Linked DNA regions of Homo sapiens: regions 1 and 2 are each linked to region 3. The links are chromatin loops, found by intact Hi-C in ENCODE. Cell type or tissue: PC-3. All regions are shown on one strand.

Region 1 (8,000 bases), 68 kb after region 3:
TTTTTTCCTGAGTCTAGATCACTAGCACTCTATATAGCCTCTTTGAACTTTTCCAAAGTTTTGGTCTTCTCAGATGTAGTGGGAGACAGGATGTTAGGAACAACTGCCTGCCTGTCATGCTGATCAGCTTGGGCATTTCCTTTAGCCTTCTATTTTCCTTTTATACATGTGTTCCTACTTTTATACTAGCTATCTTCTTAGGAAGCTATAGAGCACTTTGCAAAGTGCTCTATAGCTTCCTAAGAAGATTCTAAGAAAAAAACTATTTAATTGTTAACGATTTAAATTGGGTTTCCTAGGTAATGTCAAGAACCCTCATTGTTTCCAAAGCATTCCAAAATTAGGTACTGCCACAATAGCATGTTGCTACCAATTTATGTATTGATTCTTCTATCACTAGCCAACTGGCAAGCTCTGATGGATGCAATGAAGTTACCATTCCTGCTGACGTGTGCTTCTGAAAAGCAATAATTATCTATGGTTGAATGGACTTCTAGTTTGGTGGTAGAATTTGAAATTTTTCTATTTCAGTCTTAAGGTATGACCTAAGAGCAAAAGAGATTAGACTTGTGTTTTCTAGAAAAGTTTCTAATAAGTTTCTTTAGAACATAGTTTACAAACAAAAGCTAATATTAACTTTCCCCTTATGGTAATAAAAGGAGAGTAGCAAAGCACATTAATAATCATCTTGGGCTGCCGTAGCAAAACACTAGACTAGAGAGCTTAAACAGAAATGTATTCTCACAGTCCTGGAGTTTGAGAAACCTCAATCAAAGTGTCACCAATTCAGTTCCTGGTAAAGGCACTCCTTGTGGCTCGCAGATTTTCAGCTTCTCACCGTGTGCTCATGTGGCCTTTCCTTAATGCATACACAGAGAAAGAGATTTAAGTTTTGTATTTTTTAAATTTGCCTTGGCCAATGAATCACTTCAGGATAAAATTATGGAATCTTGATTTCTTTTGGAAGTTTTTTCATACAAAAATTTCAGACTATTGAATGTTTGGAAGTTTGCTCACCTTTTGCTTCAATTTCCTTTCTATTAAAGTTATCTAAAGTGACAACTATAATTGTAAATTATTCTTGGTGAAATTATACCATTTATAAACATAAGCACAAAAGTGATGTTTATAGCACAAAAAAGCAGGAGTTTGTGCTGAACAAAGTGTGTCCTTAGGCTGAGATAAACCCATGAGAATCTGGAAACATTCAGTCAAATTTTTTATTCATTTTATATGTGGGGTTGCCACCTGAGGACTGGCCATTTTGTGTTGCAGACCCAATCAATCTGCAACTCCTGATAGACAAGAAATTTTCAGATGAGATATTTCCTTTAACTAGACTTTCACAAAACAAGATAAGACTGAGGAAAGTTGTCATAAATTTTGGTAGATGTCCCTATACAATAATGAAAGGTCTAGAAGAGACTATTACCAGTTAGTCTCTGAGATTAGTTCCAGAGATGCATTTATCAGAACTACGTATCTCTTCCACTCTGGGATTTACTCTTATAGACTCACAACAGATACAAAGACAGAGGGGCAAACAGAAAAGGTACTAACTTCCATAGTTACAAGAAAAATTAATACCAAGAAAAATTATTTTCAAGTCTGATAAAATAATCTAAGAATCCCTTAAAATGGAGGCTAAAAAAAGTAATCAGAGCTCAGACTTAATGTGGAAACTCAACTTTGCAGTTTGAGAGACCCTAAATTTGTAAATTCAATGGTATCCTGATCAGTATACTATTTACATGGTGAGAGATTTTGCTGCAGTACTGAGGATCCTTGGCTTTATCTCAGTGGGTCCTCTAAGACTATTTGCCCCCTGAAATACCACCAGAGAAACCTACTGATTAATTAAACTTGAGTGTATTTAATTTACTGAAACAAGGGAAAACATCACTTTGATTAATTATTGGTAATATCTCAAAAGGACTAAATGGACCGAAGGGTATTTATCAAGCTTTGAAGTTTAGGCTTATATTGTTTAAGCTGGCTCATTCAATGTGGGAAACTCATAGGGACTGCACAACGTTTGTGACATTAGAGAGGAGGATTGTTGGAAAAAGTGAGATGGGGGCCTTGAGATAAATCTTGATAAAAAATGTCTTCATAGATTAGCAGTTTTTCACAGATAAGCAGTCTTTGCTTGGGTGAATTTGTTTGCAAGAACTCATTACAAATTATTATATCATTAAAGTTACTTATTAGTTTGCAGCCTTGATTATGTATGTAATTATCTTCTGGAGAGAATACTTATCAAACATGAGTTAATCCAGACAGAACTGGGTATTGGGGCAGACCTATAGTTCCCGGTCTGGTGGGCACAATGGAGTCAATGACTAGAGAATTCTTATCAGGCAAAAATGTTTTCAGCTGCAAGCAATAAACCTTATGATGTTAAAAAACCAAAAATCAAAATAAAAAGTTGGATACATTGTATATTAGGACTTTGGGTGTTCTTCAGATTTTCTTGACTTTGACCCTCACTGAGTTTTGTAGCAAAAAGGCTGCAGTAATTCTGGGAATTTAAATAATTATATCCACACATGACAATGTCAAGAAACAATAACAAACATGTATTTCTCTTTTAAAATTGCTCACTGAAGAAATCTCACTATGAAAACTCTAGTTGCACAAGCTAGAAACCTTGGAAATATCTTTGAAATTTCCCTCTCTTTAGCTTGGAATATATCCTTATATACTCATATAGTCTTTACTTAAGACTATCATCCTGACATTCCATTGGTTTAACATTTTCCTGGACTTTTATTTTTAATGTGGTATTTTTATTAGAAGTTTTATATAATAAATTTTTCATATAGTTTTAGATTTTTAAATTTTTGAATATTATAATGTAAAGGCCTACTTATTTAATAAGGTTAATTCAATGATTACTAAATAAATACATTTTTAAAAAGTTCTGGCTATGGTGCAGTAAGTGCCATTTGTTGTTGTTAACCATAGAAGCATAATTGTAATATGAATATTAGGCATATCATATTACATATATGTAATAAGCATATTAAAATTTTGCTTCCATGGTTAACAACTATAGAACTGACAAAATATCTGAAATACATATTTGTAAGCATTTTATTACAGACAATGCAAAACTCTGATGTTTGAGAGAAGAGAAGCAAATTAAGTGAGCCCCACACTCCCTCATGCTCTTCACTGGAATCATTTTCCAGATAATAACCAGGGTAAGTGAAGCCCTTGCAGAACATGGTCAATATAACCTGAAGAAGAGAATTTCAGACTTCAAAACTTTGATAATTTAAGTATCAGAAAGGAGAGTGATGTCTTTCTGGGGCATGACTGAAGTTTCATGATGATTTCCTAGGGACACTTGTCTTAGGACTAGTTTATTATATCACAAGTTGGTACTACAGAAAGCCTAGCAGAGAGTGACTCTGCTGCATGACTAAGACTCAAATGGACATGTAAGAAGTCACATGGTGCTAAAATACATTGAAATTGTGACCCAGTCAGAATGTAGAGAGCATCTTGGCAATTCAGCTGAAAGTCCAGAAATGTGCCATGTCTTAGTGTTAACTCTATGATTTAAGGGAAAAACTGAAATAGGCCCTATAGAAAAAAAAAAAGCCCAAAAAGATCACATGATTTACAAGTATTTTAACTGCCTGCCTTCTAAAATACAATTTAATATCCTTCAAAGGAAGACAATAAACTGGGCTCTCTAAAGTACATTAGTTACAATATAAAGCATACAATAAAAAATTAGCACTCACAAAAAGAAGGAAAATATAAGCCATAACCAACAATAGTAAAATAGGTCAGAAGAAACAAACACAAGATGACTCAGATGTTGGAATTAGCAGATAAGATCTCCAGAAAATAGTTGTTATATGTATTTTCAAGGACTTACAAGTAAAGTTATCAGAATGAGGGAATGGATAATAATCTTAGCAGACAATTAGAACATAAAAAAGAACTACGTACCAATTTTAGAACTAAATAATGCTAAATAATGCAATATCTGAAATGAAAAATTTACTTTTTGAGTTAAACAGCAGACTGGAGCCTACAGCACAATGGTTTAACTAAAACTAGTGATGTGTTGAACAGTATCAACCTATTGAACATCCATGTATTTGGAGGCTCCATGTGCATTTGAAGCAATGGTTGTTTCTTTAGAGACAGATATAGAAGTTATGTACAACCATTTACATCTATCAGAAATGTTCTCTTTCCCCCCACTACCTTCAGTTTATAACCAGACTTGTAAGTTTTTTTTCTACTAAACAAAGATTTCTGTTGGTTATTCCTGAGTCACATATTTTTTGACCATTAATAAATCTTTGCTTTACCTAAATCTTGTATTTTAATACTTAAAGAAAGAGTAGATGTATTTATTAGATGTGAGATTGCATTTTTAAAAATCTTGCAACTCACCATTGGCTATGCTATTTGCCTAATATATTTAATACATTCCCTTTGAACGGAGCTCTCAAACTTTGTAGCCTTGTTTAGTTTGAGTAACTACATAGGTGGTCTTAAAAATTAATCTAGATTTTAATATATGCCATTCTTTTAAAGAACAAGCTTCACATTTCCACCAAAGTATCTTTCTATTAGTTCATTAGGCATTACTGTTAAACTTGTATTAGGCTGTTCTCGAATTGCAATAAAAAAAGTAACTGAGACTAGGTAATGTATAAAGAAAAGAGGTTAAATTGGCTTCTGGTTCTGCAGGCTTTACAGGAAGTATAGTGCTGGCATCAAGCTTGCCTTCCAGGGAGAACTCAAGAAGCTTTCAATCATGGTGGAAGGTGAAAGGGGAGCAGGCATGTTACATGGCAAAAGCAGAAGCAAGTGGCATTGGGTGCGGGGGAGACACACTGTTATATGACCAGATCTTGGGAGAACTTACAAAGACAGCATCAAGCATTGAGGGATATGACCCCATGACTCAAACACCTCCCACCAGGCCCTACCTCCAGCATCGCGGATTACAATTCAACATAAGATTTCAGCAGGGACAGAGATCCAAATGATATCGGAAGTCTTTGCCAGTTTTCTCCTTGTCAAATCATAATCATTAATTTCTCACCCTAAAAATACAGCAGTTGGCAGGCATCTTTAGCTTTGATTAATACTCAGCCAGTTTTTGTAATCTCCGTCTTGTATAAAAATGTGCATAAGATACTTCGTAGTTTGTATTGATTTTGAATCTGTGGACATGAACTAAAAATGAGCTACAATGACTGAGCTCATCAAGGAACTCCTGTTATCTCTAGAATTTTCCAGAAACTTCATTAAAGCCAGTACAGTATAGTGACAGTGTCCTGACAGATCAGATAACACAGTGAAGAGTGTCACATTGGGGGGAATTTTTGAATATTTTTCTGTCAGATTTTTATCTTAATAATTTATAGTCATTTTTCAATTAACTGAACTAAATGTTTTTCCCCTTGCCATTGAGAATAGAAATAGTAATTTTCTACAAAGGTGGTTTAAGTACCATAAAGTAGGCAGATTCTTATTTGGAAAATTGGTCATATTTTCTAATTATTGCACCAAATGCTCTAAAATAATAAAAGCTCTGAATCATACATTGTACTAAAACCCTCAAAGGTTTAGTACAGTGGTCTAATCTAAATTGTATCATGTGTACAATGGTACAGATAGTCTTTTGATTTTTCTAGGAATAGCAATTCTAGGATTTAGGTAGTGAAGGGAATGTGGCACAGTCTGTTTAAATAAGTTGCCAAGTTACTTGGCTACCAAGTACCAGAGCCAGGATCAAAATCCAGGTAGTCCTTGAACCTGAGTGTTTAACCTTCTACTTTGTAAACTATCTCTATAATACCCTAATGATCACATCTATTCACTCCTGGCTTTGATTACATGAAGCTTCTGTTTTAAATGGACTTACAATAGGAGATAATGATGAAGATTGGAGACAGCAGAAGTGCTCACCATAGGGAGCAATTCTCATACTGTGGAGCTGGCTGTGTAGATGCTGTTTGGTTAAGGACACATGCTTTTCTGGAAAATACGTGTAGGATTAATGGATTTTTCTTCCATATTTATTGTCTTTTGGATGCAATTTCAGTGGTCAATATGTTCATCAAGTATTACAATTTCCCTAGTAATCTTATTTATATTCTGTATTTAGAAGCGTTGCTGTGACTTTGCTCTTCACTATCTCAGACCATGGGTACTTCAGGGTTGGTCAGGGACCCTTAAAGGTTCAGATCTGTTATTTTCTCTAAAGTTTTCATTAGTCCTTCATAGTAGGGATGATCCTGCACAGTCCTGCCTCTTTGCAAAAAACAAAATTTCAACAAATTGAGTTTAAGAATATAATTGTCTTTTATTAGTGACTCATAAATCGAGGAACACTCTATCTATAAAATATTGAAAGGTGCACCATTAGGAATAGTAGAACAGTCAGTTTTTATAAGATAACTTGAGCAGGAACAAGGAAACAATGTAATATAAAAAAAAGATGACTGGTTAACATCAGGGTGCCTTAGGTTACTTGCCTTGTAAGTGTTAAAGCAGAGGCGATTTCTTTATCATGCTGGCTAAAACTGGTCTGTTTGGGGATTTGGCTATCATCTCTCTCCTGATTTCTCAGAAGGTCAGATAAACAACTTAATTTCAGTTTGATGACATGGAACTTTTAGCATGAGTGACTAATTTTGGTTTGGTCTTTTGGAGTCTAATGCAGATGCTCAGTCTAAATTGACAATGACCTTCCATAAATTGTATTTACTATTCTCATAGAACTACTGGTCAAATTGAATTTTAATTATTTAGTTAGATATCTATCTCTGGTCTTGTTGGAACCAACTTGAATATCCCTGTCCCCACTTCCAAGTCACTTTTATGTACACAATGACTTCAATTAAGTGACAAAACCAATTATTCCAATTCTTATCTATGTCCTGTTTTTCTCTCCCGTTCTCAAAAGACTGTCTCCACCATGCAGAAGAAAGAGTCATATACTCTGTTAAACAATGCATCAACTTCAGATGTGGTCCATATAAACAAGCTAAAGGTTGTCTTATCTTGGAGATATTTGCCCCGGAAAAATGAGGAAGTCTAAAAACCTTTCCAATGACAAACTCAAATTACATTTATTTTCTGATAGGAGATGGTTGAGTAGATAGAATCAACAAACACTTTCATGAAGAGATAAAGGGACCTAAGATATCATCATTGAATGTTGACTTGGTAGAAACATTAAAAAACAGTTACAGAACAACTTCAATACATTGTGTATTTTTAAATAATAATTTAGTGATAGTACTTTATGTTAATGAAATTTTCCATCTCATTCATATATAGCACACAAAATTAATTCGTTACACATAGAAGACACTTCCTAAATTTTGTGAAATGAAGAGTTTTACTTCCAGAAAACTATATACAAAAATGCTTTGTTTGTCATAAAATATGTACTCAAAAAAAAAAAAAAAAACCACAAAAACGAAACAGTTTGTAAGTCAAATGAGTGTAACCCTTCTTGGTTTAAGGAATTCTATGGAACCCATTTATAAGACTGAATATGAATGATTTTTGTTTTGCAAATACTACTATTATTCCTCTTAGTGTCTTTGTTAAAATTATCCTATTCTTAAAATGCTCATGAACTACAGATGGGAGTAGGAAGGTTCAGAGCATTTTTTTATGAAAAAGTGCCCATTTTCTACAAGCTTTCAGAGTGGTATTATTTTCCAAAGCTATCTCCCCTAATGCATTTAAAATTATGTGCTTGATTTTAAAAATCCAATTTATATAATTTTTCTAAATTTACATTTCATGCACAAAGCAAGCACTAAATATTTTAGTGTTATTTGTTACTATTTTATTTTTACCGGGTTTTTCCACCTGCTTATATGAATATATTTTTCATTATTCATTGACCTTCAGTTTCTCCATAACCTTTAATGGATTGCCTATGACACAGAAAAGCCTCAGATTATTATTTTATCTAATATTGAGGGGAATGAATAGGACTATCT
Region 2 (8,000 bases), 61 kb before region 3:
GCAGACAAATCACATCCAATTCATAGTCCATGATATTAAAAGCTAAGGCCTTTGGGAGGTGATTAGGTTATGAGGGCAGAGTCCTCATGAATGGGACTTGTGTCCTTATAAAAGAGGCCTCAAATACGAAAAAAATTTCTTTGTCCTTTCTGTCATATGAGAACACAATCAGGTCTCTATCTATGAAAAAAACAACCTTCACCAAACAATGCGTCTGCTAGGACCTTGATCTTGGGCTTCCCAGCCTCAAGAACTGTGAGAAATCAATAGTAGTACGTCGTTTATGAGCCACTCAGTTTATGGTATTTTCTTATGGTAACACAAAGGAAGTAAGACAAAAGTAAATAAATTGCTGAAGCAAGATACCTAAGGAGTTTGTAGGGTATCCTATCTAGTAGAGATTAACTCTAAGCAGAAGAAGGAACACTTCTTTCTAAAAGAATAACAGAAGCTGCTACATATTGTCTTGTCCAAGCTCTTTCATAAATATTTCCATTTATTTTTGTATGACTTTTCTTACTGATATTTTAAATTAAATTTAGGATGATGGAATGTGGTGAAATTTTTAAATGTCTTAATTTTGAGAAACAAAGGTCCTGTGATAGATGTATTATTATAACAAGCCACGTAAGAAAAATCTGTAAGCAAATGAGTGGTTGACAACTATTTTTGAAAACTAAATAAATGATAAAACACAATAAAAATTCAATTTAGAAACTAACAAAATAAAACAAAACAGTTCAAGCACACTGTGGTTTCCCCTCACCAATTATCAGAATTTTTAGTAGACTTTGGATAGGTATAGGTCTTTCTTCTAACAGTACAAACACTTTGATTCCAAGGACAAATACTTTATGGATAAATATTAACATTATGTGAGTATTATTTTATAATATAGGAAATAGCAACTTCAGAATAGTTGTTTGACTTGCTGAATATCAGAAGATATCCAAATTATTTTTAATACAATCTGAGCTCTTCGTGTTTTCCATTATGCGGGTCAACTAGTTGAGGATAATAACCTCAATAAGATTTCAATTATACTTCTTAAAAGTACTGAGGTTTACTAACTAGCATTCATGTGTCAAAGATTTGGGTGATTTGTCAGTGTCGGTGTGGTTACCATTGATAAAATCAATACTTAGAACACTTGCACTTTTAGAGCAGCAGTTCACAAAGTGTGGTCCTTAGAATGCCATATTTTTAGAAGTGCAGATTCTCAGGTCTACCCAAGATCTACTGGACTAGAAACTCAGGAATCTGTTTTAACAAGCCTTCCAGGTGATTCTGTGCTTCTTATATTTTGAGAACCACTATTTTTAAGGCTAGAACTTACCTACAATAAATAGTAAAAGGACCAACTGATGAAAAACAGATATTCCAAATTTATATTACTTTCATTTAAATATTAAACAATTTTCATTTTTTTGAATTGTAAAGCACATCTTATATTTTTGTATGCTTTGTCGAAGATCAGTTGGTTGTAAGTATTTGGCTTTATTTCTGGGTTCTCTATTATGTTCCATTGGTTTACTTTCCTATTTTTATACCAGTACCATGCTGTTTTGGTTACTATGGCCTTGTAGCACAATTGGTAATGTGATGCCTCTAAATTTGTTCTTTTTGCTTAGTATTGCTTTGGCTATTCATGCTCATTTTTTGTTCCATATGAATTTTAGGAGGTTTTTGGTTTTTTATTTTTTGGTTCTGTGAAGAAAGATGATGGTATTCTGTTCAGAATTGCATTGAATCTGTAGATTGCTTTGGACAGTATGGTCATTTTCACAATATCAGTTCTTTCCATCCATGATCTTGGGATGTGTTTCCATTTGTTTGTATTATCTGTGATATCTTTCAGCAGTTTTTTTTTGTTTGTTTTTTTTTTGGTAATTTTTCTTGTAGAGATCTTTCACACCCTTGGTTAAGTATATGTCTAAGTATCTTTTCTTTTGCAGCAAAGAAACATATATTGGGGAAAGGATACTGTATTCAGTAAATTGTGCTGGAAAAAGTGGTAAGCCACATGTAGAAGAATGAAACTGGATCCCCAGCTCTCACCTAATACAAAAATCGACTCAAGATGCATCAAAGACTTAAATATAAAACCTGAAACCTTGAAAATTCTAGAAGATAACACCAGAAAAACTCTTCTAAATGTTGGCTTACGCAAAGAATTCATGACTAAGACACCAAAAGAAAATGCAACAAAAACAAAAATAAATAAATGGGACTCAATTAAACTGAAAAGATTTTGCACACCAAATAAATAATCAGAAGAATAAACAGAAAACCCACAGAATGGAAGAAAATATTCACCAACTATGCATCTGACAAAGGACTAGTATCCAGAATTTACAAGGAACTCAAACAAATAAATGAATTCAAATATCCCATTAAAAAGTGTGCAAAGGACATGAATAGACAATTGTCAAAAGAAGATATACAAACAGCCAATAAACATAAAAAAAAATACAGCATCGCTAGTCACCAGGGAAATGCAAATTAAAACCACAGTGAGATTCCACCTTACTCCCGCAAGAATGTCCACAATTAAAAAGTCAGAAAACAATAGATGTTGGCATGGATTTGGTGAAAATCACATCAGTGAATACAGATTTGGGAAGAAATGTGCATAACTGGTTTCAGCTAGCCAACACGCTGGTCCCAGTATACCACTGGCTACGGCATTCTAAAAGTGTCCTCATATGTATCTATTAAATATTCAAGAACTTTGACCAATATATTCTCTGCCAAATGCTCTCAAGAAATCTTGGTGGAGATGGTGTCGGGGTAAGGTGGGGGTTTTTCCGAAATGGAATCATGTTAATGTGGACTTAATGTTAAAATATGAATTTTCAAAAAAATTTGCTTTACTTTCAGTAGGCTAAATACCTACATAGTAAAATTTAAAAAAATCTGTAATTCTCTCTTAATTTATTCATTATACTATTATATGTGGTAGGCATTTTTTTCCTGGCTCTCATATCATTTGTGTTTGTTTTATACTAATGAAATACAGAAAAACTCTGTAGTATATAGAGCCCAATGGAACTTTTAAGAGTGAGAATTTTAATTTGTATATTATGGAAAAGTCATCTCAGAAATATTAGTTTATAAATATGCAGATACAATTTCTAGAATGTCAAAAAATAATCCTTTCACCTGAGTTGTCTTAAGTAAATAACTTTTAGGATTTTTAATTGGATTATTTATGTAATCATTATAAAGGAGATCTGAGGTAAATTGCTTAAGCATTTTCTTTAGCTTTTTGCAAGACTAAAAATGGAGAATAAATATTTGCTCAAATATCGAGTCAAACTAATTTTGAAGAGAAATCTCTAAATACTTTATTAAATGACCAAAATATAAGAAAATGTTTAAAAAGACTGCAAATAGAAACACATCAGTTTAAAGCACACAAAGAGATAAGTGGAAAAAGTATTTTCTCAGAACATGCTAAAAAAAACTTAGAATATCCAGGATACTGCATTTATTCATCCTTACAACATGAATTTTAAATATCTTAGCGACTGTGCTATCATTTTCAGTGTTCTGTATGAATTCTTACCTTCTCAGAAGATTATGTAGATATAACAGATACTTCTGGAATATATATCCATGATAAGATTTGTCTTTTTACAGGAGAAAAGAAAATATATCAAGTCCAACAGAACTTAAGAAAATACAATTTAATTAACTTTATATGATATAGGCCTTGTTAATATTATATATCAAAAAAGAATTCTAGTTTATATTCTTTTGTCTGTAAGATGGGGGAGCTGTTGCATTATAAAAAATACTGGTCAGTTCCATTCCTCTAAGCATTTTCTTTTGATTAAAATCATTTGTAGTAAAAATGATGACCCAAACCTTTGTAAATGATATTTTAGCTGGGTTATAATCTAATGAAATTGTGATTTTAAAAGTGCTTCAATTACTACAACTATAAAATCTTGGTTTACTAGGAATATGTATAAGGTGAAGTATCCATTATTTCTTTAACATCAGTATATATTGTTTAACATTCTGCTTTTGGGCTAAGACTTCCTAGGCTTTACAGAAGAGAAGTTGTTTATCTGAACAGTGTAAAAATATGTGTGTGTGTGTGTGTGTGTGTGTGTGTGTATGTGTATAAAAATATATGTTCTGTTGTTATTTAGTTATGTCTTCCCTGAAAACACTGATAGATCCAACAAGTCTCTTGATTCCTCTTAAAGATAAGCAAGAAGAAGAATAAAGTATGTCACACTTAAACTTGAGTAAATCCAAGTTGGAAAAACAGAAGCAGATTTTTTTTTAATCCTACAGGATGAATGTTGAGAGAGACAAAAATATTAACACCACATAAATTATAACCTAGAGAAATTCTAAACCAGGTTGAAAACCTACGCATAAGCAGTCAATAATTATCTTACACTTATGCAATACAATTTTTTATTACAGAAAGAACTTTAGTAATTACCTCATGCTGTATATATGGGAAAGGAGATAAGGAAGAAAAACTCTTTATAGTATGCAATTAGTTATCTCCTGCCTTATCTTGGTATTTGTAGAAACACTTGGAAGTAGGAAAAGTGAACATTTGTATCCCTGTTCTATAGTTTAAAAAATTGACACACATAAGTTATTTTTAATTTATCCAGTTAATCACCAGTAATCATGATGCTTTATGAATGACAATTCTTTTATATTTATTCAAAAATATGGGGAAAATAAATGACATCTGCCTATATAACTTAAAATTCTTGAAGAAAATGTGTATAGGAATAACTTGGTATGAAATGTTATAGAAATGTTAGTTCTTTGTCTCTTATAGTTACAGTAAGTGGCTAATCATCATGTCTACGTTTATGTATAATTTATTTACATTTTAAAATGTTCTAACCTTGAATACATAGGGAACAAATATCTGATGATAGGTGTTTGCAAGGCAGCATCAGTGATTTTTCTTGATATTTTATCTGAAATATCTGAGTATCTACTAGGAATCTAACATGGAAAGGTAATTACATATGATGTTGGAAGCAAATTTGTATACACCCTATTTATGGCCAAGCAAAACAGTGTAATGTGTCTGAGCATGTATGTGTTCCTTTCACCAGTTTTCTTGTGGTAGAATTTATAAAACTGCATATATTCACAATGTACAATGTGATGGTTTGACGTATATATACATTGTGAAATAATTACCACAATCAAGTCAATGAACACATTCATCACCTCAGCGTTTTCTAAAATTACATTTATCAAACTGTATTTGAAAGTAAATGTGTTTTCTCATTGTTAACCACGACTTTAAAACTTTATTACAGATTAATGTTAAGAAAGCTACTGAAATTAATTTTAGTAATAAAACATCTGAATATACACCATGAAATGTATAAATGTATGTGCTGATTTTAGGAGTACAACTAAATAAGTAATGCAAACTTACTTGCAGGATCATCACTTTAACTCTGTCTCTCTCTCTCTCTCTCTCTTTATATATATGTCTCTCTCATATATATGATATATCTTATACATCTAACTATATATATGTAGAGGAAGAAAGAGACACTATAGAGTAATACAACCTTTCCATTAACTGCATATAAAGTCAGCCTTATAATAATGCCCCTGGATTATCTGACCCTTTAATAAAATGTTATACATATTTAGAGACTTGGATTGTGCCTGTTTTTACTAACAGTTGTTATTTAAAATATTATTAGTAAGTTAATTCATATAAACCATGCAGAGAAGCTGTATAACTGTGCATATAAATAGTGAAGAGAAACTGATCTGGCATTCAGGGATGTTGAGATTATTCCAACTCCGCTGCCAATTGGCTGTGTGTCTTTGGAGAGGTCACATAATATCTCCGAGCTATAGTTTCCTTATCAGTAACATAGACTAGATGATTTTTAAAATTTCACTCAGCACATAATTTGATCTCTAACTTAAAAGAGCTGGAATAAAAATCACCACTAAAAATTATTAGCGTTACTATGGTTGTACTTTGTTTTTATACATTACAGGCATTAAAAACTACCTAGAGTTAATTAGTATTCGACAAAATTATTTCTTACAAATCTTACGCTATTCTGTAACGCATGGGTCTAATATGTATTTAATGTAGCTTTCGTACAACTGCAAAAACTTCAAAGCATATCTGAACTTGTGGGTTTTGTAAGACTTGAACGCTATAAATGAAAGTAATGGAAATTTTATTATATTCTATTATCGATTGTGTGATTAGAGTTGTTGAGTGGTAACTCAGTGTCTCATGTGTGTGAAAGAGAGAGAAATGATGACAGTTGTAAAAGCCTAAGATACACAAGACAGAATAGTGGTTAGGATCATAAGCTTGGAAATTAGAACCGATATTTTACTTCCAGTGTCTGCCACATCTCAGTGGTATGACTTTGGGAAAGTAGTTTAATTTCTCTGAGTTACTTCATCTGTAGTATGCAGATTACAATAGCCACCGCACAGTGGGTATAAAGATGAGTAAGGTTATATTTTTGAACACGTAGAAGAGTATCTGACATACAATAAGTGTGTACCGTTAAAGTATACTTAAACAAAATTTAATATTAATAAAAGCTATATATAGGTATATGGTTTTCACTTTTTGTTGTTGTTGTTATTATTGTTTTTCTTCAGTGCTGGGAAAACTGGCTAGCCATATGTAGAAAGCTGAGACTGGATCCCTTCCTTACACCTTATACAAAAATTAATTCAAGATGGATTAAAGACTTAAACATTAGACCTAAAACCATAAAAACCCTAGAAGAAACCTAGGCAATACCATTCAGGACATAGGCATGGGCAAGGACTTCATGTCTAAAACACCAAAAGCAATGGCAACAAAAGCCAAAACTGACAAATGGGATCTAATTAAAGTAAAGAGCTTCTGCACAGCAAAAGAAACTACCATCAGAGTGAACAGGCAACCTACAGAATGGGAGAACATTTTTGCAATCTATTCATCTGACAAAGGGCTAATATCCAGAATCTACAATTAACTCAAACAAATTTACAAGAAAAAATCAAACAACCCCATCAAAAAGTGGGCAAAGGATATGAACAGACACTTCTCAAAAGAAGACATTTATGCAGTCAACAGACATATGAAAAAACGCACATCATCACTGGCCATCAGAGAAATGCAAATCAAAACCACAATGAGATACCATCTCACACCAGTTAGAATGGTGATCATTAAAAAGTCAGGAAACAACAGGTGCTGGAGAGGATGTGGAGAAATAGGAACACTTTTACACTGTTGGTGGGACTGTAAACTAGTTCAACCATTGTGGAAGTCAGTGTGGTGATTCCTCAGGGATCTAGAACTAGAAATACTATTTGACCCAGCCATCCCATTACTGGGTATATACTAAAAGGATTATAAAACATGCTGCTATAAAGACACATGCACATGTATGTTTATTGTGGCACATATACACAAATGTCCAACAATGTCCAACAAATGATAGACTGGTTTAAGAAAATGTGGCACATGTACACCATGTAATACTATGCAGCCATAAAATGGATGAGTTCATGTCCTTTGTAGGGACATGGATGAAGCTGGAAACCACCATTCTCAGCAAACTATCGCAAGGACAAAAAACCAAACACTGCATGTTCTCACTCATAGGTGGGAATTGAACAATGAGAACACATGGACACAGGAAGGGGAACATCACACACAGGTGCCTGTTGTGGAGTTGGGGGAGGGGGTAGGGATAGAATTAGGAGATATACGTAAGGTTAAATGACGAGTTAATGGGTGCAGCACACCAACATGGCACATGTATACATATGTAGCTAACCTGCAAGTTATGCACATGTACCCTAAAACTTAAAGTATAATTAAAATAAAAGAAAATCTGCAAATATTTAAAATAAAAAAAGAAAAAGTATAAATTCATCCTAAATTTATAAATTATTGCTTTAGTCCTGAAGGTCTCTCTCCCAACCATAAATATTATTTTATTATATATCTGAATGAACAA
Region 3 (8,000 bases):
AGCCTTATTTACAAAGCAAAACATGGAAGCTACTCTAGTGCCCGTGAATGAATAAATGGATAAGCAAAATGTGATATATGTATTCATTGAAAATTATTCAGCTTTACAAAGGAAGGAAATTATAATATATGTCATAACATAGTTGAATCTTGAGGAAATTATAAGTAAAATATCAATCACAAAACATAAAACATTATATCATTCCACTTACATGAAGTACTTAGAGTAGTTGAAATTATAGAGACAGAAAGTAGAAAGCTTGTTTTCAGGGTCTGAGGGGAGGGGGAAAGAGGTGGTTATTGGTTAATTGCTATAGAATTTCAATTTTTTCAAGAATAAATGAGTTCTGGAAATGGCTGGGAGGAATGGTTGCAAAACAATATGAATGTATTAATACTTACAAATTGTATACCTAGAAGTAGTCAAGACAGTACAATTTTTTGTTATATGTATTTTGCTACAATAAAATATTAGAAATATATATTGCATAGTATGTACATAATAAAAATAATGAATGTTTAATGTATTATATAAAATGTGTATATATTAAGGTAGGTAACAACATATCACATATATATAATATATAAAATTATGTCTATACATTATGAATATCAATATATTCATAGTTTTATACATTTTAATTGCTGAAAAATACCATTGATAGAGGATTTTTTTTCTCCTTTATTAAACTTGCTTCCTGGAAACTGGAGAAATAAACCTCTCTTTCATCTTCCATTGTTCAATTTAGTTTATATTTAGTTGTATGACAAATCTGACACATCATTCATCAACATTTTACCCTTAGTAAGTGGCTAAATATTAGTCAACTGTGATGGCATTACATCAAAATACCAAATATTTTGGTTTAGGCTTTCTCTTAATTTGTAAAAAGTAAAATGCTTTGTCAAAAAACAAATAATGCTATTTTTAACAATAAAATTCTATGCAATAGTTTGACAGATAATTTTATATTTTTTATATCAAGGAAAGAATTATCAGCTAAACAACTTTATCAGTTTTAAAAGAGGCAAAATTTTGTTAGCAGGAATATTCTTGTTCCTGCTTTCTAAGTACAGTATGTCTTATGTTTTACCGCATGGAAACTTTCCTAGCTGGCGTCTGTCAATCAATGAAAGGCTTTACAATAGGCACCAAGGTACAGCTAAAAAAATAATGAATTTCAAACCTTGGGTGCATAGAATAGCAGAAAGAGGACCTTTTATAAAACAGTGGTTTTATGAAATCAGAGGTGGTTTCTCAGGGAAAGCCATTTGTGGTAACTCCCAGACAGGGAAGCTGTCCACCTGAAAGTTTAAAGCATCCTGTATAATCCCTGTTGCCCTATTGATTTCTATCTTAGAGCAGTTGTTCAAAAATGGAAGGATAAGCAAAGAGTAGAAAATCATCAATATCAGAGCAGAAACAGAGGCGAAGAGAAAAACAGACAAAAGTCCTGGGAAAGATTGACAAAGACACTTCATTTTCCAGTTGTTGGTTTACCCGTCTGATTCTACCTAGACATTTATCTCACTTGCAAAAAATTTAATTTTCTATTTCTTGGATCATTTGGAAATGTGAAAGATCTACTTCTTCTTAAAACTCTCCTTGGTGGTCTAGAATGTTCAAGATGTGTTTTTACATTTTTTTTATCTTTTCATATTTTTTTCCATACTCTTTTCAGTTTTGCGGACTTCTACAATCTGTTACCTGTGTAAAGAAATCATTAGTCACATTTGTGCAAGCTAATCTTTGGCTAATCCTATTACGAAGGGAGGGGCAATTTCAAGAAATGCAAGTATGTTCTAATAAATGTAGTTTCCTAACAATGACACCTGCAATAATTTTATCATACAACTTCAAACTGTGGAATCTAAAGAATACGGACAATATACTTTTTTTTTTTAATTTTACTTTAAGTTCCAGGATACATGCATGGAATATGCAGGTTTGTTACATAGGTATACATGTGCCATGGTGGTTTGCTGCACCTATCAACCTGTCATCTAGGTTTTAAGCCCTACATGCATTAGGTATTTGCCCTAATGCTCTCCCTCCCTTTGCCCCCCACTCCCTGACAGGCCCTGGTGTGTGTTGCCCACCTCCCTGTGTCCATGTGTTCTCATTGTTCAACTCCCAATTATGAGTGAGAACATGCAGTGTTTGATTTTCTGTTTCTGTGTTAGTTTGCTGAGAATGATGGCTTCTAGCTTCATCCATTTTCCTGCAAAGAACATGATCTCATTGATTTTTATGGTTGAATAGTGTTCCATGGGATATATGTGCAACATTTTCTTTATCTATTCTATCACTGGTCGGCATTTGGGTTGGCTCTATGTCTTTGCTATCATAAATAGTGCTGCAATAAACATACGTGTACATATATCTTTATAGTAGAATGATTTATAATCCTTTGGGTATATACCCAGTAATGGAATTTTGGATCAAACGGTATTCCTGGTTCTAGATCCTTGAGGAATGGCTACACAGTCTTCTACAATCATTAAACTAATTTACATTCCCACCAACAGTGTAAAAGCATTCCCATTTTGCCACACCCTCACCAGCATCTATTAAAGCAACTGCAACAAAAGCCAAAATTGACAAATGGGATCTAATTAAACTAAAGAGCTTCTGCACAGCCAAGGAAACTAGCATCAGAGTGAACAGGCAGCCTACAGAATGGGAGAAAAACTTTGCAGTCTATTCATCTGACAAAGGTCTAATACCCAGAACCTACAAGAAACTTAAACAAATTTTAAAGAAAAACCAAACATCCCCATCAAAAAATGAGCAAAGGATATGAACAGAGACTTCTCAAAAGAAGACGTTTATGCAGCCAACAAACACAAAAAATAAAGCTCATCATCACTGATCATTAGAGAAATGCAAATCAAAACCGCAGTGACATACCATCCTAGACCAGTCAGAATGGTGATTTTTTTTTTTTTTTTTTTTTTTTTTTGAGATGGAGTCTTGCTCTGTTACCCAGGCTGGAGTGCAGTGGTGTGATCTCAGCTCACTGCAAGCTCCACCTCCTGGGTGGAGCATGCCATTCTCCTGCGCAGCCTCCGGAGCAACTAGGTCTACAGGTCCCCGCCACCATGCCCAACTAATTTTTTGTAGTTTTAGTAGAGACGGGGTTTCACCATGTTAGCCAGGAGGGTCTCAATCTCTTGACCTCGTGATCCACCCGCCTCAACCTCCCAAAGTGCTGGGATTACAGGCGTGAGCCACCACACCTGGCCCAGACTGGTGATTATTAATGTAGTTTTTAAACAATTAAAAAACATTTGTTTTGCCTTCGAAAGAAAATGTATTTTATTTTAATGAAATGTCTACCATCAGTTTTGGAACATTACCTAAGTGAAATAAAGAAGTTTCTAGTAGTTTTGTTCCAAACATAGGAAAAAAAAACCACAAGAAAAAAAACAAACTTTTTTCCTTTACATGTTCTATATCAAGAAGTGAATAATACTGCTCAGAAAGACATCAGAGACCGGGGAAGGCAGAAGAAAACATAACTGAGATACTTGTTAAGAATACCTGAGAAGATACTAATTACATAGTAAAAGGAAAAATCATGGATTTGGAAAAGGAAAGTAATCAAGAAGTCTAACTATCATAAGTAATATGCAAAGAAGGATCCAGATGAATACATTCTGTAAACTCTTGGAAATTTGAGTGTGGAACTTAGGAGAGATACCAAAAAGGAGATACAATGATACACAATTTTATCACCTACAAGATACAGGTAAAGTCATGTGAATAGATGAGACCATTATATTTATATAATATATATATAATATATTTATATATATATATATATAGAGAGAGAGAGAGAGAGACAGAAGGTGAAGAAGAAAATAAAAGAAGAATGAAGATTATGAAGAATGGAGAAAGGAAGAATATGTTTGGTCATAAGTACAGAGGAAGTGACTCACCAGGGAAACATACCAGGTGTTAGAACAAAGAGACCACTCAGGAAAGTTCTGTGTCATGAAGATGTCAGAGATGCATGAGTTAAGGAAGAAGGTGGGGTGATAAGAGAATAACAGGTAGAGGAGAGACCTTGACTTCATTCATGGTTACTAGAGCCTATCTCTGTAAATACATCTAATAGGTTTGTATGGGTAAACCATTCATTAAGAACAATGCGTACATGTTTTGGATGATTCTTTCTGTGCTTGTACTTGAAATAAAGCAGAATGTCTTCTGGTGTTGTATACTTACCAAATCAGAAAATAGTGAAGTATGAAACTATAGAATTCAACGTGCAATTTGTATTTATATGTCTAGAAGACTGATTATAATCTTTAGTAATGAAATTTGATTTGGTAGTTAAATAATAAATACTACTTGGTTATGTGGGAAGGATAAAGGAAGACATTCCAAAGAGTTCGGAGACACATTTGGGAAAGAGTAAAAAATTTAAAACAAACAAATAAAAAAACGTAAAGGCACAAATGGCAATGGAGTGTCTATGGAGGTTTGAGAAACAATGAAGAGGTAAGCCTGGCTAAAATGGGATAACTATGCTGAGAAAGTGTGAAAAACATAAATTTGGGAGAAACAGGTAATAAACAAATGTATTAGATTGGTGTAAAAGTAATTGCGGTTAATAAAAGGCTTTACAAATATAATAGTTTTGGATTTGTGAATAGATAACTAGCTCTTATTGAACAGTCTTTAATCTGGAAAAAAATATTTTTTGGGAGATGATTATTTGCAAGATTTTAGAGACACTGTTGATGGTGTTGGTGGGCAGAGAGGGAAGAAAGATTCAATGGTGAGCACATCCTGAAAGCAGAGAGATAAGCCAGTAAAGGGCTCCTGAGAGGTGGCAGCCACAGGAATGAAAGGGAAAAATCTAAATTAAAATGATTGAAGCAAATTATTGCAATAGAAGAAAAATAGACAGTGTGATGGGATACTGGTCTACCACACAGATTTGGTTTAAGCTAAGATACTAAAGAAGCCAAAAACTTAGAATTGGTTATTTTCAATGGTAACTAGTAAGCAAATCGGTAATTGTGCATGCTTAAATATAGTATTCCAGCCAACACACTTGAAAGTATACGGAAAGGGATAAATAAAATACATTTTTCACCTCAATTAGAACAGGGGAAATTATTTAAGGGATTGTGAGTCTGAGACTCTAATTTTATGATTATGCTTTCCTCTTTTAAAGAATAATAAGAGATAAGATAATTTTAAGTATATACTAGGATTTGTCCTTTACTTATGTATTTATCCACTTATTTATTCAGTTATTAATCAACATATTGAAATTTTAACATAAAAATAGGATTCATTTAAAAAAGAACCTTTACTTTTCAATTAATATTGGTGAGATAGCCATAATCTTTTACAGTTCAATATGAAAATTAAAATATATCACAATACCAGTTTTATTTTCTCCCTTTAAATCTCTATTTTTCAGGAATATTAGTAAATATTAAAACTTATCCAACAACTAAACTGGTGTGCTTAAGGAGACTATGTTTTAAATTTAAAGAAGTTTTCTCATAATGAATTTATTAACTTCCTGTGCTTTATACCAACTATACTCATCTTTCAGGAACTGATGGCCTTTGTTCCTCCTTGCTGTGACTCCAGTCTTCTGTCTTCCATCCCAATGTGTTCCTTAAATCCATTTGCACACTTCCCCATACAAGATCCGTGATACTTTCATTAGAGATAAAAATCCTCTCAGGCTTATTCATTTCCTATAAAACCCAGTTTAATGCTTTCCCTTTTTGTGAATAAATCCCTTATTTATGTTTGGGAAAATGTCCTACTCTCCAAATTTTTGTTGCCTTTCCTTTGCGTTGGAAAGTACTGCACAAATATTTATCTTGTCTTGTACATTCGTAGGCTGAACCTGTACCTCTTTTATTACATTCTCCTGAAAAGCCAAACTCTAAAAGTAGAGCAGAGTTTATTTTCTCTACTGTTAAGTTTCTTTGTTTCCCATCTCAAGAAAATCATATACGTAGAATGATTGCAGAAAATGTGGAATATGGTGTTTTCTGTTGGGACATATTGAGGAATTTCAGTAGAAAAATGGTCATTGTTTTATCTGAAAACAATTCGTGAAATCTTTAAAATTTATGATGGCAGAATGAACAATAGATGGTGAGTAAAAAAGATTCTATTTGAGTGCCTATAAGGGTGAAAAGTATTCTGTCCCCCAGGCATACATATTTTCTCTGCTGGATTTCATTGAAAGCTGACTTTTTGTTAGAAAAGGTAATAGCCTAGAGTTATGATCTCAATAGCATAAAACACTGCAGCCAATTTTAGATGAACTTGCTACTAGGAATATTTTATTGATTATATGCCCAATTGTCTGCAAAGATTAATAAGATGGCAAAAAAAAAAAGAATTACAATATCTAATTCAATAATCTTTCATGGATTACAATAAAGTATCTATCATTTCAGCACAGATTTTTATTATTTTCTTTATACTTCTTTTCTGGATATTCTCTGTGTGACCTTCTACTGAACTATTTTGACTAGGTGTGAAGATCATTCCATCAAATTAATAGAGGAAAAAAAGGCTCTGCTTTCATTATAGTCTGAAATATCTATTTGTTCAATATACTAAAAACAGATACCTACTAGCACAGCAAGTTTTCTTTCTTGAATAATAGTTTTCTAACTGGATTTTGAAAATGTTTTTAAGAAAATCTGTCCAGTTTTCTATTATGTTCAGTTAGTTTTAAATAATTTTCCAGGAAAATATTTTCAAATTTCCCATTATTATATAATTACACTATATTTTTCTGAAAAGTATTTAGAAATGGACTCATCTATTTTGGTAGCAAATATGGATCTGAACAGGAATTTTATAATACTTAATTTCATACTTACGTGAAATTATATATTTAATAACAGGGAGATGGTTTTATTTTATTTCACTGGCCTACCACAGTTTCCAATTGAAGATTGACTTGTTCTGCATACATTGAATAGTTTTTTCAAGTAGTATATTATAACATACAAATAACTTCCCATATATCACTGGGCATATACCTGACTCTTGCTAAATGATTGTGAATAAATAAAATAATGTATAGCAATCAAGGAACTATAGGGAAACAGCCTGTTGCATGGCAGGAGTGATGTCATCTTGAAACTAAGCAGGTATAATGACTGATATTTGACTCCTGCTAGCAAGGTGTTCTGCAAGGCCAAGAAACAATGCCTGTAGCATAGATAATCCCTCATAAAGATGCTATCTAACTTCCTCAGCAAACAAGAGTTTCATAAAATGGTCTGAGACATGACCAGCTGCACATATTTTACCAAAAAAGCTTGCTATATAAAGAATACTTTCTGGAGGTTGGTGTGGGATCTACCATCCCACGGCCAAGACCTTGCTTCTGTTCATAAGCCCCTATTAAATGTTTCTTTCATGCGCGTCTGTGTGAAGAGACCACCAAACAGGCTTTGTGTGAGCAACATGGCTGTTTATTTCACCTGGGTGCAGGCGGGCTGAGTCCAAAAAGAGAATCAGTGATGGGAGATAAGGGTGGGGCCGTTTTATAGGATTTGGGTAGGTAAAGGAAAATTACAGTCAAAGGGGGTTTGTTCTCTGGCGGGCAGGAGTGGGGGTCACAAGGTGCTCAGTGGGGGTGCTTTTTGAGCCAGGATGAGCCAGGAAAAGGACTTTCACAAGGTAATGTCATCAGTTAAGGCAAGGACCGGCCATTTACACTTCTTTTGTGGTGGAATGTCATCAGTTAATGTGGGGCAGAGCATATTCACTTCTTTTGTGATTCTTCAGTTACTTCAGGCCATTTGGTCATATATGTGCAAGTCACAGGGGATGGGATGGCTTGGCTTGGGCTCAGAGGCCTGACATTCCTGCCTTCTTATATTAATAAGAAAAATAAAACAAAATAGTGTTGAAGTGTCGGAGTGGCGAAAATTTTTGGGGGGTGGTATGGAGAGAGAATGGGCGATGTTTCTCAGGGCTGCTTCAAGCGGGATTAG

Evidence for each region. A loop is a pair of places that touch in the nucleus more often than their neighbours do. Peaks named below come from ENCODE experiments on the same cell type or tissue, not always from the same donor. Only the 100,000 strongest peaks of a DNase experiment are listed, where the experiment ranks them.
Region 1: a loop joins it to region 3, with 2.0 times the contacts of the local background. A loop is called at or near these places in 1 of 110 quality-filtered maps.
Region 2: it touches region 3 in a loop (2.3-fold over the local background); 1 of 110 quality-filtered maps calls a loop at or near these places.

Annotation. Positions count from the first base shown.
Region 1 is chr14:41,453,373-41,461,372 of GRCh38, reverse strand. No RefSeq gene overlaps it. Among named protein-coding and RNA genes, the nearest start is that of LRFN5-DT, 140 kb to the left of the region's middle. In PC-3, no CTCF peak of the experiment used is centred here; no DNase peak of the experiment used is centred here; H3K27ac peaks cover 486 bases.
Region 2 is chr14:41,582,243-41,590,242 of GRCh38, reverse strand. It overlaps LRFN5-DT (LRFN5 divergent transcript), which reads left to right. Exons shown (of 2, transcript XR_001750740.3): 2 at 1,956-6,598. Among named protein-coding and RNA genes, the nearest start is that of LRFN5-DT, 7.1 kb to the left of the region's middle. In PC-3, a CTCF peak has its summit at 3,778; no DNase peak of the experiment used is centred here.
Region 3 is chr14:41,521,299-41,529,298 of GRCh38, reverse strand. No RefSeq gene overlaps it. Among named protein-coding and RNA genes, the nearest start is that of LRFN5-DT, 68 kb to the left of the region's middle. In PC-3, no CTCF peak of the experiment used is centred here; DNase peaks (open chromatin) are centred at 3,988 and 7,218; H3K27ac peaks cover 1,754 bases.